2 separate regions of the Mus musculus genome follow, and region 2 is linked to region 1. The links are chromatin loops, found by intact Hi-C in ENCODE. Cell type or tissue: left cerebral cortex. All regions are shown on one strand. Each heading gives the region's core, and the rest is flanking DNA. Links, peaks and the distances in the headings are about the cores only.

Region 1 (2,902 bases), core at 90-2,589:
CATAAGACAGCATCCGCGCGCACGTACGCCCGGGGAGCGCGCGCGCAGGAGCTTCCCAGCCCGCAGTCTTCCCAGTAGCCGCTGCTTCCGCGCCCCCGCCCACCCCGTCCCCCTCTCACTGGCTACACCGGGAAGAGGAGGGAACAATCCGCTCCCAAGTCCCTCCCTCCCCATTGGCCAAACTGTGGGCCGCGCGCCCCCCCCCCATTGGCTACAGTCGGGGACCCCTTCATGCAGCTGACTCCCCATTGGCTGAAGCCGGGGACCGCGAGATCCTTCGTGGTAATGGAGCTAGGGACCCCATCACCTCCTCAACCCCCCCAACACCCTTTGCCGACGGAGCTGGCGGGATGCGCCCCGCCTCCCCTCAGGGCCCAGACCCCCAAGAGGTGACTAGGCCCAGAGAGCCGAGCGCTGCCCCCAGGCTCCTGGAGACCTCCCGGAGAGCTTTCTCTCCGACCTGTTGGCACGAGGGTCCACCCCCTCCTTCACGGGGTCCTGGGCCCCCAAGAGCCCCCTCAACAGCTCCAAGCCGGGGCGCTGCCTCCCGGGCTCTCCCTAGCCAGGAAGCCCCGTCCTCACCTGACGCTGCCGATAGCCACTGCCCCTGGCCTTTCTTGATGCTGCGGCGGCGCTGACGCCGCTAAGATGCTTTCGGCTCCGCGGCGAAGTCCGCTGCCGGCAGCGGCTGCAGGCCCCAGGCACGGAGAGACCGCTGCGGGAGGCCCCGGGGGAGCCGCGGTGGCGGTCAGCGGTCCCGGGAGGCCGCCGTTGGGAGGGCTGGTCCCGCCGGGAGACCGGCGAGCCACGGCCTGTTGCGTGGGGGGCGGCTGCTGGGGTTGGGAGGTCTGTTGTGGCGGCTGAGGCTTCAACATGATGGCAGCGTCCGGAAGAGAAATAAGAGGGAAGGGAAAGAGGGCCTGGGGCCGGGCCCCTGCTGGAGAGCGCGGGAAGCGAAAGAGATCGCCAAGCAGGGGACCCGCCGTTGGCGGGCGGGGGGAGCCCCGCGGTGTCAGGGGTGGATCGAGAAGACGGCGGCGCGAGGAAGCGCCGCGAGGCGGAAGGGGAGGGGGGATCTCGCGGGCCGGTGGACAGCGAGAGGGCGCGAGCCGGCCTGGCGCGCGTGCGCGTCGCTGGAGAAGGAGAGGGAGGAGCGCGGGCGGAAGCGCCGGCGGGGGAGGGGCGCGGGGAGCGCCGCCAGGCGGTTAGTTCCGGAACAGAGGAGAGGCTCGAGCCGTGGCTCCGACCGGCCTAGCCCCTGGGGCGGAAAAGGAGCCGCGCAGGCGCTTAGCGCACCTCTAGGTTCTGAGCCACCTTAAATGCTGGCGGCCGCGGTTGCTTCACAACGAGGGTGGGCGGGGCCAAAGCCGGGAAGGGGAAGTGCCGGCGGACCCGCCCCTCCCACGCCGCCAGCGTAACGTCAGAAAGTCTCCGCGGTGGTGTGAGGTGTCACGTCGTAGCGTGAGGTTCTTCCGCCACTGGGTGACCGGTGGGCGGAGTCTCGGGAGCAAGAGAAAAAAAAAAATCCCTAGGACTGGAAAAACCTAGTACAGGTAACTTAAGGCAGGTGGGTTTTTAAAGGTGCTGCTCTCCATCTTAACTGCTTTAAAATATTAATGAGCGTCAGAATGACTATTCTGAGCATATGTGCATCCCAACAAATGTGCCCAATTCTAAATTGAAATTCAGTGATTCTTTCAGGGAGAGCGACCCCCTGAACAGTAGCAATACAAGCCGTCTGAAAGCCAGACTGACTAAGAGTATATTACAGAATCCAGCTGCATAGCAAGACACGGTTAGAAAACCGTGGTATAGTGCTTGCCTATTAAGGCAGCCCTCATTCAAAATTAGGGCAGCTATGGTGCTTCAGAACTTTAATTCCAGTACTAGGAAGGGAAGGTAGGAGGATCAAAAGTTTGAGGCTATCCTGCATTGTATAATAAATATCAGGTCAGCTGGGCAGACCCTGTTTCAAAAGGAAAAGTTGATGGAAAAGTCCATGCTTTGGGTAACTAAGCCACTCAAAGCTCAAGCTAGTGGAAGATTTATATAATTTGAGCAAAGGTACTTGGTAAAACACAGAGGGCAGGAAAATGGATTTCTATACAGACGAAATGGATCTGACAGGACATACGAAAAAATGGAGCTTGATTGGAGCCTGAAATCCTCACTCTATAGCTGTAGCTGGCTTTTAACTCCTTGTGTATACCATGGTGGTCTTAAAACTCACAGAGATCTGTCTGCCTTCTGAGTGCTATGATTCAGACATAAATCAGCACAGCCAGACTTTGTCATGGAATGTTAACCTAAAATCCCTTTATTGATAACATAATCCAAAAATTAAATCTAGGATTGGGTAGACACTAAGAAATTGAATATAGCAGTACAGATGAGTCCAAATCTACACTTCAGATTAATAACCCATCATAAGCGGAAAAATGGAATTAATTTAAAGTCATCCTCAAATATTTAGTCTGAGGCCAGTGGGTCAGGTGAGAGTCGGCATACACTTCCTAAAAAGTATAGGAGCAGGGGAAAGATAAATAGGTCATTTGGTAGCAGTGTACAAAATAAAAATGTATGTGTGGGTGGTTTGCCTTGCAGGTATGTTGGTGTAGAGTGTGTGTGTGTGTGTATGTGTGTTGGTCTTGAAGGCCAGAAGCAGGTATCCGGTCCCAGGGACTGGAGTTAACAGTGATAAGAAGCCATGCAATTGTGTTGCTGAGAATCAAAGCCAAGTCCTCTGGAACTGAGCCATCTCTCCAGCTCCCAGATTTTTAAATTTTATCGTAGGCATGTGTGTGCTTGAGTGCATTATGCATACCATGTAGGTTGCTAGTGGAAAACTGACTTCCAGGCAGCTAGGGTGAGGGTCTTAAAGCCCACACCCACAGTGACTATT
Region 2 (2,902 bases), core at 84-2,583, 63 kb after region 1:
AGGCTTATAGACTGTATGAGACAACTGTCTAACAGCACATATGGCTACAAGTACCTAAGAAAGCAGCAGACAAAAGGCCCCCTAACTCTAACAAATGGGAAAAGCTCCAAGGAGCTGGTACCTAGCCAGATTCTAAAAAGAAACATTTCCCAAAATAGGAGAGGCCACTAGTTTTGGTGAATTCTAACACTCTCTTTGATTGTATTTTTTTCAATAATGGGTGAAAGCATTCAGTTAGCAACAGTGTCTCTATTATTTTCTTTCCATGGTATTAACTTTTCCTGACAATTTTTTTTTAATATGGGACAAGTGATAGTTTTTCCACTTTGGACAGTGTTATGCTATCGCAGTCACATGGATATGTCTGGATATTCATCTACAATTCTCTACAAGTCTCTGTGGAGCGCCGGGCGTGGTGGCGCACGCCTTTAATCCCAGCACTCGGGAGGCAGAGGCAGGCGGATTTCTGAGTTCGAGGCCAGCCTGGTCTACAAAGTGAGTGCCAGGACAGCCAGGGCTACACAGAGAAACCCTGTCTTGAAAAACCAAAAAAAAAAAAAAAAAAAAAAAGTCTCTGTGGAGGTAAGTATGTCTTAAAACCCTTCAGGTACACAGCAAAAACAATGTTGTTTTGAGAACTGTTTCAAAGTTCAAAAAGTTTTAATTTACAGAGATCGAGAAAAAGACAGTAAATAAAGATGAACACAGCAGTGTTTAGCATTTGGCACGCAGAGCCAAACGACCGGATTTCAGGGCCAAACTAACCAAGCACTGAGGGTTTCCCTCCATGAGTACAAATCATAACGACTAAGCTTAGTGGGAAGATTTACGATACGGGGAGTTTCCGAAAGCCACAGTCAAGGGGCGGGAAGGGATGCGAGAGATGGAATGTGGGCAGGAGTTACGAGGCTGCAGACTTGGAGGCCTTAAGAGCTGATGCAATACTAAGCAACGGAAAACCTCTCCTCCTCCTCGGTACCGAGGACGCCGAGGGCTCCCCCAGCTCGCTGCGAGAGCTCCTTTCTCAGACGCGCCCAGCCCATGGCTCCGCTCGCCCACCCGAGCCCCCGCAGCCCGCCAAACCCGTCCCCTCCGCGCCCCCAGCTCACTGTTTGCCGTAGTTCCCGGAGACCGGTTTGGTGACGAGCTCCTCCCCGGACAGGGACGACTCCGACTCACTGTCCGAGCCGGTGGTGAAGAATCGCGACATGGCGACGGCGCTGAAGGGCTGAGGCGCTCGCGGCCGGAACCTGAGGAAACCCGCGGCGTCAGGGTTTGGGGGCAACCGCGGCTACCATCTCCCGACCCGGACCCCCGTTCCCGCCTGCACGGCCTCCCCCTTGCCCTCCACGGAGCACGAGGCCCAAGAGACACGAACCAGCTAAGCTGCCGAGTCCCTCTGAGCAGGTGAGACAGGCACGACGCCGGAAGAGGAAAAGGTTGGGGGGGCGTCACTTCCCGGAAGCACCAAAGAATGCGCTAAATAACTACAATTCCCAGTGGCCTTTGCGCTATACACGGCCTGGGACGAATTAGTAGCCGAGGTTCTAAATCTTATCTAAACTAAGACTGACTGGCTGCTCACTAGGACCGCCCGGACTAGGCTGCAAGACTGACAATATAGAATTTAGTAACCGCCCCATGGTGCACGTCTGTAATTCCCTACACTAGAAAGGGTGAAGCAGGAGGATCATGGGTTCAAGGCCAGACTGGGCCAAAAAAAAAGAAAAAAAAAAAAAAAAAAAAAAAAAGCTAAGCTCTGAAGCCTGCGGAGGTGGCTCAACACCTTTAATCCCAGCGCTCAGGAGGCAGAAACAAGTGGATCTCTGAGTTCGAGGCCAGCCTGGTCTCCAGAGCGAGTTCCAGGACAGCCAAGAGAAACTATGTCTCGAAAAAAAAAACAAAAAACAAAAAAAAAAAACAAAAAAACAAAAAGTATTCTGGCCGCCCATCTTAACTTCAGAGTAAGAATCTAAGGGCTGGTGTCAGCTTGATGCCGATGTCCTGCGAGGTTTTGGAGGAGTGTCGTTGTTGTCATTTTGTTTTGTTTTGTTTTGTTTTAGAAAAGGATTTTAAAAATACGGAACGCTTTACAAATTTGTGTGACATCTTTGTGCAGGGGCCATACTAATCTTACCTTATCTTTCCAATTTTAATATATATGCTTCAGAAGAGAGCATGGTTTCTCAGGTTTAAGCAAACTTCATAGATCTTGAGTGTTGGAATCCTGTCTTTACCGTTTTCTTAGGCAAACTTTCTAACTTCTAATCTCTCTCTGCTCTTCTCCCTGTGCTACAAACAAAGGGGAATAATAGCACTTGTTCATTTGATATTAGGAAAATAAAATGAGAACATATGATGTGTGTGGGACAGTACCTTGTGCAGAATGAGCATATACTAGCTAGCCACTGGACCCACGAGGTGTTTCAGATGAAAAAGCACTTGTCACCAAGCGTAAGAACTTGAGTTAGTTCCCTATGGCCACAGAATAGAAAAAACAACTCCTGATAGTTGTCTTCTGACCACCTCCCCTGACTACCACCCTACCACCTCCCACCTCCCCCAATTCCTAGTGGCCTTTGCAACATACAAGGCCTAGATTTTTGTAGTACTGGGTATGGAACCCAGGGTCTAGATCCATACTAGGCAAGCATTTCACCAACTGATGTCTGGGGTGCCCAAAAATAAACAGTGAAGTATAATTCTAGCAAAATGGCACTGTTGGGTGGGTTTTATATAAAGACGGCCTTGAGGTCAGAGGCCTGAGGCTTCACCTTAGCCTGCTAGCCTGCTGGCAGTGTATGCATGTCTGTGTGCCTACCTCAGCGTGGCCCCAGTGCCAGTCTCTTGTGTATGCATGTTGCCTGCCAGAGTTCAGCTTCCAGGATTAGGTCCGTTTTTG

The links. Peaks named below come from ENCODE experiments on the same cell type or tissue, not always from the same donor. Only the 100,000 strongest peaks of a DNase experiment are listed, where the experiment ranks them.
Region 2: a loop joins it to region 1, with 6 times the contacts of the local background. A loop is called at or near these places in 7 of 42 quality-filtered maps.

The regions. Positions count from the first base shown.
Region 1 is chr7:126,502,318-126,505,219 of GRCm38, forward strand. Atxn2l (ataxin 2-like) reads right to left here and starts at 1,120. Exons shown (of 22, transcript NM_001361487.1): 1 at 583-1,120. The coding sequence starts at 875. It overlaps 4930456A14Rik (a long non-coding RNA gene), which reads left to right and starts at 117. Exons shown (of 3, transcript XR_869939.3): 1 at 117-282. In left cerebral cortex, for the core only: a CTCF peak has its summit at 1,217; DNase peaks (open chromatin) are centred at 146 and 1,333; H3K4me3 peaks cover 2,035 bases; H3K27ac peaks cover 1,911 bases.
Region 2 is chr7:126,564,970-126,567,871 of GRCm38, forward strand. Eif3c (eukaryotic translation initiation factor 3, subunit C) reads right to left here and starts at 1,397. Exons shown (of 21, transcript NM_146200.1): 1 at 1,379-1,397; 2 at 1,110-1,250. The coding sequence starts at 1,210. It overlaps Gm25579 (a small nuclear RNA gene), which reads right to left and starts at 2,180; the gene lies at 2,075-2,180. In left cerebral cortex, for the core only: no CTCF peak of the experiment used is centred there; a DNase peak (open chromatin) is centred at 1,483; H3K4me3 peaks cover 1,396 bases; H3K27ac peaks cover 1,104 bases.